Regions from separate parts of the Homo sapiens genome. Here region 2 is linked to region 1. The links are chromatin contacts, found by Hi-C or POLR2A ChIA-PET in ENCODE. All regions are on one chromosome and are shown on one strand. The core of a region is the stretch at or near the end of the contact, and the rest is flanking DNA. Distances in the headings are between cores, read along the strand shown.

Region 1 (5,856 bases), core at 1,854-4,353:
TAGTATGACTATTTTACAGATAAGGAAACTAAGAGTCCCTGAGGTTAAATGATTTAACCAAGGTCACTGAGACCCAAACCTAGGTTTGTGTAACTCCACTGTCCGATTCTGCTTAGACTTTTGTTATATCTTTAACCAGCTGTCTTAGTCAACTTGAACTGCTATAACAGAATACCACAGACTGGGTGGCTTAAACAACAAACACTTACTTTCTCACACTTCTCAAGGCTGAAAGTCCAATATCAGGGTGCCAGCGTGGATGGGTTCTGGTTAGGGCTCTCTTCCTGGGTTGCAGAAGACTACCTTCTTATTGTATCTTCAGATGGTTAAGAGAGGGATCTCAATTTCATATCTCGTCTTATACGGGCACTAATCCCATTCACAAGGGCTCCACCCCCCCCCAATACCTAATTACCTCCCAAAGACCCCTCTTCCAAATACCATCCCACTGGGGAGTAGGGCTTCAATGTATGATTTTGGTGGGGCCACACTAAGTTCATAGCATCAGTCATAATAATATTTTTCTTCATACTTAAAAATGTGGCTCCCCCTCAAATAGCTTTTAGATGATTTTCCACTAGTGTTTATGGGTTTGCATGCATCCATCCTCACTGTTTGACTCAGTCTCCACTGGGGCCAGCTTTTGCCCACTCTCACTTGTATATACCTCTTGCTTCATCCAAACTAAAATATTCCATGTTCCCATACACGCCCCATGCTTTTCATTGTGTTTCCTTTTGCAAAAGTAGAAACATAGGGGTGGAGGGTAGAAAGAGCTGCATAGTGTTCATCTTTTGCTCAGTGTTGAGGCAGGAAGAAGCTGAAGACATTGTTTTAAGGAGGGCTGTATCAGACATGAGAAACATGACACAGCCTCATTTCCATGTGTATGACCATGGAGGGCAAAAGGCCATTCTCCACAGTTCTCTGTAGTATCAATAAGGCTTCAATCCCAGAGGTCAGAAGGGACCATGACACCATCATGGTCTCCATTGTAGCAGCTTTGCGGACACGGAGAAAAGCACCTAGGAAGGTACACTGTACTCACAGAGAAGGTGGTGGTCTGCAGAGTGGGCATGACTGAAGTGCTGTCCCTCTCAAAACATTGGATAAAGACCAGAATGGAAGAAAAAGAGAGTACAGTACGGAAACACAGATTAAACTCTCTGTAAGATCCTGGAAGTAACTAGAATGATTTGGGAGGGGGCCACTTTTGGTGCTGAGGCCCAACATTATCCAGAGTTGTCAAAGAAATCTGAGTTATCCCCATTCTGTGACCTCACCCTCATTCATACAACCAGCTGGTGGGGATTGGGCAAGATTGAGTTCATTTATTTGGGAAACATGTCTCATATACCTAATATGTGCCAGACACTGCAAAGCTCTGAAGATCCAAAGATAAGGCTCAGTCCCTGCCCTCTCAGGGCTTACATCATGGTAACAAGTCTACTTCTTATGTCCACGGAGGCTTTGCACTGTATATCTCTTAGACTTTTGTCCCAGGGTTGCCACCAGTGGCCACAGAGATTGTTTTCTACACAGAGATTTTGATGTGAATGGCAACCCCTATAGTTGTATATTGCATAGCCTGCACAACCTGCACAACTGCACATGGTGGCCCTGTTTGCCCAAATAATTTCCCCCTAAAATACCTTCCCCTGCAACTCTGCCTTCCAAATTTTTCCAGACGCATCTCTGATCTGAACTCCTCTTTCCATCCTGGCCTTACCACAACCCCCAAGGCATTCCTTTTTCCTCAGACCTCCTTTGATATTTTCTGCCTGTAGAGGTAAACTGAAAATTAAACAGGGCCTCCATGGACCCTTTCTTGTTTTGAGTTTTTTAACTATTAGTTTAGCCTTGTGTTTGTTTAGCTTTTTGCCAACCTGACTCTTATCTCCCTGCATGGTTTTTGGTAGTAAGGGTAAGAACTGTGTCCTATCCATCTTTGTGTCTCCCCAAAAGGCTTTGCACATAATTGAAATTCAATAGGACAAAAGAAGAAAGTGGTATTTAAAATGAGAGACCTTTCAAAGAGTGAAAGATGCCAGTTGAAATGGAGTGTTTGTGACAAAAATCTTCAGTCAATACGTTTTTCAAATTCTTTCAGTGTTGACTCTCAAATATTTATGCTAATGACAACCAGGAAAAGCACAGATATTGGAAATGTACCAAACCAAGACTAATTCTGGCCAACTCATTCTTTTCATCAAAACTTCTGTAAGAGTATCTAACAAGAAAAGGTTCAGGCACCACTGACCTCTCGCAACTCTCCCTCAAGGGAGTCAAGCTCAATTCATGCCTCAGGTTCAAACCATTCGTGGGAGGTCCAAAGCGTGGCGATCTGAGGGTACAAGAGAGAGGGAGGAAGATGGAGGGAGAAAGTGAAAAGGCAAAGGATCTGAAAATGAAAGAAAACATATATCAGTTGTTTACACAGAGCTTGGATTTAGAATCTTTAGATCAGCTAAGGTCATTTCCAATTAATTACTTACGTGATTTTATTCTTATAAAGAACGGCTACTTTTTCCACAAAAGGAAAGGAAGGAAGAAAAGAAAGAATGGAAAGAATGGAAAGAAAGAAAGAAAGAAAGAAAGAAAGAAAGAAAGAAAGAAAGAAAGAAAGAAAGGAGGGAGAGAGAGAGAGAAAAGAAAGAAAGAAAGAAAAAAGGAAAGAGAGAGAGGGAGAGAGGGAGGGAGAAAGGAGAGAGGAGGTGGAGAGATGGGGGAGAGAGACAGAGCGCAATCAAAAGGGTAGGGCAAAAGGGAGCTCTCCAAAAAGACCATTATTTGCCTTTTTGGTATTTTATTGAAGTTCAATATGGTTTAATTGACACAGGAGTCTGGAATGCTCTGAAACTGTGACTAAGGGGACAGCCTCTCTGGGTAATTTAAGCTTCCTTTCTCATTCATAACCTCAACCACAAGGTTGAACTGGCACCCTGTTCTTTTTGAATTTCATGAGTAAAAAATGCACTGAAAACCATTACTCTAGCCAGAATGAGTGCTGCTTCCTCCTGATCCACTTACTGACAAATAGTACATCCTAAACCAGGTAGCTGACTAAGTCCTTAGTCACAGAAACAGAAGTTCTTCATCCGATCAGCCTTTTCCTCTCCCCGTTGGCCAGGCTGCCCCATCTGCTCTGAGACACTGGAGCCCCTTGAGTAAATTAGAAACCCAACTTCAGGGCAGTGAGTTACAAGCAGAAAAACCCCAGCATCCTGTACACTCTGACAGTAGCACCACACAAGGACATTTAGGAAAGAAAATGCAAATAGCTTGACATAAACTAAGAATTAGCAGCCTCTGTGGTCTGATACTAGGGAGTCTGGGAAGGCCCTAATGTCACCCCCACCATCACCACCACAGGGCTGTGGCCTTCTGGAGTAAAGCTCTTATCCTTCCTCAAAGGTCAAGTGATTAAGGCCTCTACCACTTTATTACTCACATCTTCATGTGAATGCATAAACTGAAAGGCATGGACAGGGAGAGAGAGAGAGAGGAACAATGTGGGTTAGAGGGTACATTTCAAACCCCAAATCAGAAGTCTTGAAGTGCAGGGTACCTTTGGGAAAGTGATTTCATTTCTCTGGGCACCATCTTCACGCGAAAGTTGATCTAGCTAGATAATTTTTACATCTGTCTCTCTTCCTTCCTGTCTTCCATTCTCTTTCTTTTCCTTTCTTCTTGTCTACGAGTATTTATTGAGCCCCTACTATGTGCTACACTTTGTTCTAGGCATTGTGAATATCACTGTAAACAAAATAGGCTAAGTCTGCATCCCATGTAGCTTACATTCTCATAGGGGAAACATAATAAGCAAAGAAATACATAATGCAGATAATTCTCACTTTGCATTGTTTTGATATGCATGAATTTTGATTACCATGGTTTATTTAACACCAGGTTCCCAACAAAACAGTTCAAATTTTAGTCACCACAGCATATTAATTGTGAGTAACTGCTGCAAATTTCACTGCTAGCTCTCCAGGCCACAAATGGCTATGTAAGTGACAAATGTTCATCATAATCAGTGACCAATCGCATTACTTCTTTCAAAATCATTCAGTGATTGGTCACTGTGCATCTGTTACTCAGTTCACACAAGGAAAGCAAAGCCTGTAGCTGTGTTGCCTCTTTGTCTCCCAGTGGTAGAGAGATACTTTAGGCAAAATAATTGAACTTCTAAAGTACTACTACTGTTGGATAACACTCCAGGTCAACCTGATTCTCTTAAATGGAAATGTGAAAATTTGCTTTTTACACCCAACACAACCTCATTAATCCATCCAATGGACCACGCAGTTATTTCAAATTTGAAAGCCTATTAGATGTACTTTCAGACAGACTAGGAATGCTCTAACTAGAAATCATGCCATTTTTTTAGCTGAGTTTTGAAAGAAATATGACATAAGGGACGTACTTGAACACATTCAAGCATCATGGCAGGAAGTAACAACAAGTAGTATGCCCGCAGTATGGAAGGAACTTTTCCTATGCCATGCAAGTAACTTTATGGGCTTCTAATAAAAGGTAAATGGAGTTGTAGAAGAAATAGTTGACCATGGCAATGTGGACACACTGCTGCTCTTTGAGAGGCTCTTGATATGCAGCCAGAGAAACTTAGTGAGAGCAAACTTATGAACACAAATGAAAAAGTGATTGTGATGAAAGAGATGAATATATCCCAGAGGAAGGAACACTTGTGAAAAACTTCACATTAAAAGAGCTCTCAGAGATATTTCATGACATTGAAAATGCAAGGGACAAATATTGGAAGCTGATCCAATAAACTTAGAAAGGAGGATGGCTATTCACCAAGAAATATTAAAAAATGTTCTCTCTGCATTGTAGGTTTTATGAAGAGAAGAAAGAAGCAAGCACTGTTCAAACTACTCTTTTTGTAGTTTGTACAAATTTATGCTATACATGGAAAATTTTGTTATGTGTATATCATGTGTAATGATCAGTCAGGGTATTTAGGGTGTCCATCTCCTGGGTACAACAAATTTTTGTTTAACTATAGTCACCTTACTCTGCTAGCAAACACTGAATTTATTCCTTCTATCTAACTGTATATTTGTACACATTAACCAACTTTTCTTCATTCCCCCCTCCCCTCCAGTTCCAGTCTCTATTCTCTAACTTCCCACCCTCTACCTCCACGTGATCAGATTTTTTAGCTCCCACATATAAGTGAGAACATGTGATATTTGTCTTTGTGTGCCTTGCTTATTTCACTTAATATAATGACCTCCAGTTCCATCCATGTTGCTGCAAATGACGGGATTTCATTTTTTATGGCCAAATAATATTCCATTGTGTATGTATACCACATTTCCTTCATCCAGTTTACCACTGAAGGGCATTTAGTTGAATCTCATATTTTTGCTATTGTAAATACTGCTGCAATAAACATGTGAGTGCAGGTATTTCTTTGAAAGATTGATTTTTTTTTAGGGGGCTGGGTAGTTATTCCAAGGGTAGGATTGCTGGATAGAATAGTAGTTTTATTTTTAGCTTTTGAGAAATCTCCATACTGTAAAACTACTCTTGATAAGTTTTTAATTGTGGCAAAACATACATAACATACAATTTACCAGTTCAACCATTTGTAAATGTATCATTCAGTGGCATTCACAATGTAAAAATATATTCACATTGTTGTGCAGCCATCACTACCATCTATCTCCACAACTTTTTCGTCAACCCAAACAGAAACTCTGTGCCCATTAAACATTAATTCCCTCTTCCCCACTCCTCCCAGCCTCTGGTATTCTCTATTTTACTTTGTCTCTATGAATTTGACTGTGCTCATATGAATATAATCATATGAGTAGAATCATACAGTAT
Region 2 (6,501 bases), core at 2,847-5,346, 140 kb before region 1:
AATCTTAATTTACATCGTAATTATATCTGCAGTGACCCTCTTTCCAAATAAGGTCACTTTCACAGGTCACAGGTGTACAACTTCGACATATCTTTTTGGGGGACACAATTCCAGCCACCGTATCTGGTGACTAGGACTACATTTGTTCATGTCTAGGAATAGGGCTTTGATTGATAGCCATGAAGCAAAACAAAGCAAAATGGTCCACGGGGAGAGAAAACCATTATCTTACTAACCCGATGTGCTTATCAGTTGTGCTAACCTGTCATACACGTATTCACCCTACCATACTGTCTTTACTCTTTGTTTTTTGAGACAGAATCTCACTCTACCACCCAGGCTGGAGTGCGGTGGCTCAGTCTCCGCTCACTGAAAACTCCGCCTCCCGGGTTTATGCGATTCTCCTGCCTCAGCCTCGCCTGGCTTTTTGTATTTTTTTGTAGATATGGGGTTTCGCCATGTTGCCCAGGCTGATCTCGAACTCCTGAGCTCAAGTGATCCACCCCCCTCGGCCTCCCAAAGTGCTGGAAGTACAGCTGTGAGCTACTGTGCTTGGCCACAGTCTTTACTCTGTTCCTCTTTATCTTTTTCTTCCTCCCCCTCCTCCCCCTCTTTCTCTCTCTCTCTCTTCTTTCCTGCTTTTTCTTTCATTCTTTCTTCTTTTCTTTCATCATCATCTTCTTCTTTTTTCTTTTTTTAACCATGAGATGATACGGTTAAATAGTTGATGTTGGGAATTTATGTGGAGATCTGGATCAGAAAAAAAGTACTTTCCTGTGAGTAAGGTAGTGAGGTATTCTTCAGTTTATCACATACTCCAAAAACATGAGAGAGCTTACCAAAGGTTTTGTAACTGAAGAATCTATTACAAGTAATCAGGTTTATATTTAGCTTTGAATTATACATATACACACCCACATATACACACACATATTTTTAAGTAACTTAGATCATCAACATTTCAATCTGAGCATTATATGGGTAGTATTGTCTCTATCTTCATTGTCTTGTGAGATAACTAGTGATGTATTTCCCTAACACGAGGAGATCAATTAAAGCAACTGACATTCTGCAAATTTGAATCAATGATGCCACTCAATCCAATCAACCAAAGTAAAGAAAGCTAATTCATGCTTTTCTTAGAGCCAGAAGAAAAAACTGGCAAAAGTGTTGTCTCATTGTGTCCCTTTTCCCCTTAAATCAATTATCAGTTATCACAGGAAAGAAAAGAGAGAAGACTGTGCATTATGTTCAGGCTCACAACTCAAAGAGTAAACGAACAAAAAATTATTAAAATAATTATCAAGAGAAAATTTCTCAAGAGGGAAAAACACACATTATAAAACCTTTCGCTGCAGTGAGCATCAGAATGGGAGATGCCAATTGGATTAAACTGCTAGAACAAAACTCATGTTTTGTTTTAATCCCACTGTCTTGAATGTAGACTAGTCATGGAGCTCCCTTTCCACAGGTCTACATGGGATGTTCAGATCTGTCCTCATCAATGTCACAGACATTTCAAGAGAACTTTTGAAACCAAATGGAGGGTGACACAGAATTCCTTGGGGATAATGGGAGTGTCCAGAGCACTTTCTTATTTAAAGATCAGTGAAAAAAACTCAATAGCACGGGAACTAAAAGGGAAATGTGAAGCATAATGGTGTTTGGTCAGTGGAGCAAAGGATTTGTAGTGTATTTTAATTGTACTTTTTACATATCTCGTAGCACAATTCAGGCTTAGAAAGGATTTCAATTGTGATTTTGTTGGCTTAGTTTTGACCTGAACAAAATGGATTTGCTGTTTTTATTTCTTTCTTCTTTTTATTCAAATGGCACACCCTTTTGTTTTGAGAAATCTGGTTGTTATCTCTTAGTTAGAACCATGCCTAATGAAGTACTCTTTCCAATTTTGGATGTTTAATCATGCTGGATTCTTACCAAAGACCTCAAAAGAGACTAAACTTGAAGGACAAAGATGATTGTCAAGTGGGCTATGGATTAGGGTCTGATTTTTTGGTGAGAGTTCAATGAACATAATTTAGACTAAGGTAGATTCAGTAAGGCAGAAAGGAAGAAATGAAGCATGCTTCTGGGGAATAAACGGCAAAGCAAACACACAGAAACTCACTCAAGAAGATGCCAGTGAGCAACTCAGAACCAATATCTGATATATAATTTAAGACCCAAAGGTCACTTAATATCAACTCTATTGCTGCACTCACACACCCAAGGAATCTGGCTAGCAATTGTTTTAGAGCTTGCCTTAGCTGTTTTTATTTCATGCAAGTGTTTCTCTGGAGGCACAAAAAATGTTAAGAGTAAAACTGGATTTATCGAAGGCATTTGCTTGGATTAATTAGGTAATAAAAGCATTTTCAAATTGCTAATTTACTAAGCAGTGTCACCGGAATGCTGAATTACTTTACTTTTATTATGATGATCAAGAGAGATAAATGCAGGCCTAGCCACAAAACCAAAGCAAAGAGAGGCAGGAGTCATTCTTTGCATAATTACTGGCATTTGTCATCCTTTCCTTGAAAAGGGGATCATCAGTTTTTCTAAGGATTGTTTTCTTTGCTTCAGAGTCTTTTCTTCAGAACTGTTTATCATCCACATTGTCCTCATTTACCCAGCAACACATACTGTACTAACGTACTTTCCATTAGTGAATTTAATGAATTTAATTTTGGTTCAAAATGTTAATTAAAGTGTGCCTTTCATTCTTATAAGGATGAAACTTAAAAAACTCTTGGTTCTCAAGTGTTAGGTGAAATTACTAAAAGCAGAGTTGAAAAACAGGGTTAATCAATGTGAAATGTAGTATCATGAGCCTGGGATAGATATTGATAATGAATTATAATTAATTTTCCATCTCTTTTAAGAAAACAAAGGCTCAAAAATCACGGCTTCCATAACTTTGCCTATACTTAGGAGAAATTTTGGAAGAAAAACGTGTAAGAAGAAACAGAAAAGAAGTTTGCCTCAAAGAGAGAAACAAAGAAAAAGCTACCAGACCAGATATTCCCTCATCAGAAAATGAATGAGAATTTTATTATCTCTTGGCTTTAAAAAAAATTCTGTCCTTTGCCAGATCTGAAAATGCTGCCAACCTGGAAGAAAAAGAACCCATTTTTCTAAACAACCTCATTTAGTAATTTCCATGAAATTGACATTTTAGAACTATGACAAAAAGCCAAATTAAAACTCAGGGGTTCCTAATCCCTAAATTCTGAGTCCGTTTTAAGAAATACCTAAAATACACTTTAAAACGAACCAATTAATATAATTACCGTGGGTTTAAATAACACATACACACTGGATTTGTTTCTGTAAAACACAGCTGTTCTGTTATTTACATTTTGCTATTTTTTAAATTAGAAATATGGCTTTATATATTGTACATATATGTAAAGTAACTTTTTAAAAAGAGTGAATCTGTTGTCTTCTGCCATCATTACATTAAAAAAAAAAAAACCCAACCACCCTACAGCCAATTAACTTGGAAATCTTATATTCAAGCTTCTGAATATTACTGCGGTTGTAGCAAGGGAAGCAGCACATCCAGGTAGTTAATGTAGAAGAAACAGGGCACAGGCAGCAACTTGCATCCCCTGGCAATTCACATGGTAATTTCTTCGCTTCCACTCTCAGGCTCACTCCACCTTGCTTCACCAACCCCCCTCCCCCTAAGACACGAGGCACCCTCTGGGCCACGGAAGGTGCCATGCGGGGAGACGCCGGAAGAGCGGGGGCAGAGTGCACGGTTCCCACACCCTTAGCCGCGGGCGGCCGCCGCGGGCCCCAGGAGTGGGGAACCGGTTGGGAGAGCGGGGTTGGGGGCGGACCCCAGGGCCGCACCCCTGGTCCCCCCCATCCCCTTTCTACCGCCACAGACCCAAGAACCCGAAATCTGCGGCACGAGGCGCGGCGCCCGCAGCCCCCGGCTGGGCCCCGGCGGGGATGGGCGGGCAGGGGGCGGAGCGCAGCGCAGCGCGGGGCGGCGGGAAAGGGGCGGAGAGGATAGCTTGGGCTCTGGCGGGCCGCGGGACTGGCAGAACCTGCGGGCGAGGTGGGTGGCTCGCCAGCCGGGACGAAGGGAAATGAGGACCACCGCTCCGGGGCGCGAGTAGGCGCGTGGAGTCCGGGGGCTCAGCCGCCGCGCCTCTTCCTCCTGCAGCTGGAGACTGCAACAGCGGCGGGTGCACCGGCAGCAGCGACGACCCTGCGCGCAGGTGGGCACCCCCGAGCGCGGCGCTCTGCCCGCTCCCCCGGCCACCGCGGGCCGGACGCCCGCTCTTCCAGGCCACTGCGCTTGGGGGCGAGGGCTGGGTAGGTCCAGGGGCAGAAGGAAGGTGCACGGCCCCGTGGTGGGCGCGCTTCTGCGCGCGCGCTGTGGTAGGTGGGAAAGAGGTGCAGAAAAGCTGCCTCCCTTAGGGTTCACTCCCTCGGTTCCACTGTCCCCACCCCACCCCTTCTGAGGAGCTGGGCACACCGGTGGGGCTTTGGAAAACTGCGATCTCCTACCCGCCCCGCAGTATCGGTGGCGTGTGCAGGTTGCCCTTCTCTTCACAGTCCACACCCAGCAACCATCAGGACGCCCCCTGCTCCCGGCCCGAAGACTGTAGGGACCATGGGAGGAGAGAGTGGTGGCTGGACCGGTCGGGGCGTGTGCGCGGAAGGCTGGAGTTGCTTGAGTATTGTCTGCCGGGGCCGGCGCTTGCGTCAGGGTGCTCCCTCGCGCTTTCGGGGGTAGGGAATGGGTTTGCTGAACTTACTCTGAGGGCTGATTCTGCACATGCCCTTGGCGCCTTGTGCATGTTTGGACAAGGGTTTAATGGAGGCACGTGGGAGCAGTATCGATCTCTGGCGGGTCCCCAAAGACCCTCTTGGGATAGTCCAGAGCGTGTTCGGGGTTGAGAGCGAAAGGAGAGTGTTCCGTGTGAATGTGCGTCCTAGGGAGGAGGAGGACAGTGTCTCAAGGAGACTTGATTTTCTTTTATTTGCTGCAATTCCGTAAACCAAATCATGCTTTCGAGGCGTTAAAGTAAATTACTGGTAAGTGGGGCGGATCTCTGCTGGGGATAAAGAAGCTCCCGGGTTTGCGGGGTAGCGGGCCTGGCTGGCGTGCACGCTCGGTGGCTTTTGGCGCTGTCTCGCCTAGGTAGTGGGGGTGGAGGTGGTGGTGCTTGTGTCTTTGGCTTAAGGTGCTGGAGCCGGGCTTACTTGTCCTAGGTAGACTGTGGGACTTGGAGGAGGTAAAAAAGCTTCGCGGCGCGGTTATTCGCAATTAACTCCAGAAATCTCAGTGTGTGTCTGTCGGTCGGTCTCTCTCTGTCTCTTTCTCTCTCTCTCTCTCTCTGTCTCTGTCTCTCTCTCTCTCTCTCTCTCACACACACACACACACACACACACACACACACACACACTCGCACGTCTCATGGCTGCTTGGATTTGCCGATAGTTGTTCATGAATTTTTATTCCTGTTTGTTCATTTCCTGACTTTTTTTTTTTTTTTTTTTTGGAAAAAGGACCTACCTGTATTAAAATCCGTGGGGTTTCAGAAAGACCCTTCCGCAGTCATTCATATTCAAATCAAGGATAGGGCATTTTGATGAAAATACCCCACCAAACTGCTGTTTGGATTGGACAAAACTGTAGTTCAGGTTAGAATTACTGTTATTTTAAATAGACATCTTACAACCTTGTGGTAAAGTAACCTTAGCCTGAATCGCCCCTGATCTTTCTTTGTGTCAATTTACAGAATTCTGAATTACAGATGAACAAAGCGGTGAAGTTTTCTTTTAATTTTAAACGACAGGTCTTGAAATGGCTGTAAGTTGAGTTCTGCGACTCCATCTCTTTAATGATCGGCTCAGAGTGGTGTATAGTTGATGATCTGAGACTTACATATGTTTCAATTTCTAATCAAATAATTTATCATACCATTGGGGAGAAGGACGCCTTAGGAATTTTCAACACAGAGGAGAAAGAACATTTTTGTCTTTTGGAGCAAATGTTTTGCCACTTTTTCCCCAGATGTCCCCGTTAGATGCCTAGAAAAGATGCATTGTTGACGAATAATACATGATTTATTTCTCTTTTATGTCTACAGGTGGCAGTGTAGAAGCCAGACCGGGAGCTTCCAGAAGTGGTTTCTGAAAGAGTCAAATGTACATGAGTAAGCAAGCACAGGAATCTGAAAAACCACAGGTATGTAGGACAATTAATCCACCTATCTAGCTTTATAATTATTGCATTCCAGTAGTACTAACCCATTTGCTCTTATGTTCAATATTTTGACACTTATATAAATTTCTATGAAGTGAAATGTATTTTGAGGTAACCTCCGAGGAGAAGCAGGGTCTAATCTATTTCTGACAATGTATTTAAATAAAAATTCTGCATGTCATTATATTACATGACTTTTTACTGTTCTAAAAGAGTTGTTTTTCCATTGTGACCATGTGGCTTTGCATTTAACCAGTTGTTTGATATCTGCT

Evidence for each region. A loop is a pair of places that touch in the nucleus more often than their neighbours do. ChIA-PET counts read pairs that join two places held with the same protein, here RNA polymerase II (POLR2A). Pooled maps may share reads with other maps.
Region 2: a loop to region 1 is called in a pooled map, with 6 times the contacts of the local background. The contact joins the promoter of LINC02595 here to the enhancer-like site in region 1. A Hi-C loop is called at or near these places in 2 of 37 single-sample maps with no recorded cell type and 10 of 50 pooled maps. POLR2A ChIA-PET finds 5 or more read pairs at or near these places in 5 of 52 experiments (A673, AG04449, activated CD4-positive, alpha-beta T cell and 2 more).

What each region holds. Positions count from the first base shown.
Region 1 is chrX:45,707,763-45,713,618 of GRCh38, reverse strand. No RefSeq gene overlaps it. Among named protein-coding and RNA genes, the nearest start is that of MIR221, 36 kb to the left of the region's middle. RefSeq lists an enhancer at 3,398-3,497. Within about 2 kb of position 3,103, at least 6 of the 41 ENCODE cell types and tissues checked have a DNase peak (open chromatin) inside an H3K27ac peak, as active enhancers do.
Region 2 is chrX:45,849,085-45,855,585 of GRCh38, reverse strand. It overlaps LINC02595 (long intergenic non-protein coding RNA 2595), which reads left to right and starts at 4,096. Exons shown (of 3, transcript NR_125365.1): 1 at 4,096-4,232; 2 at 6,114-6,211.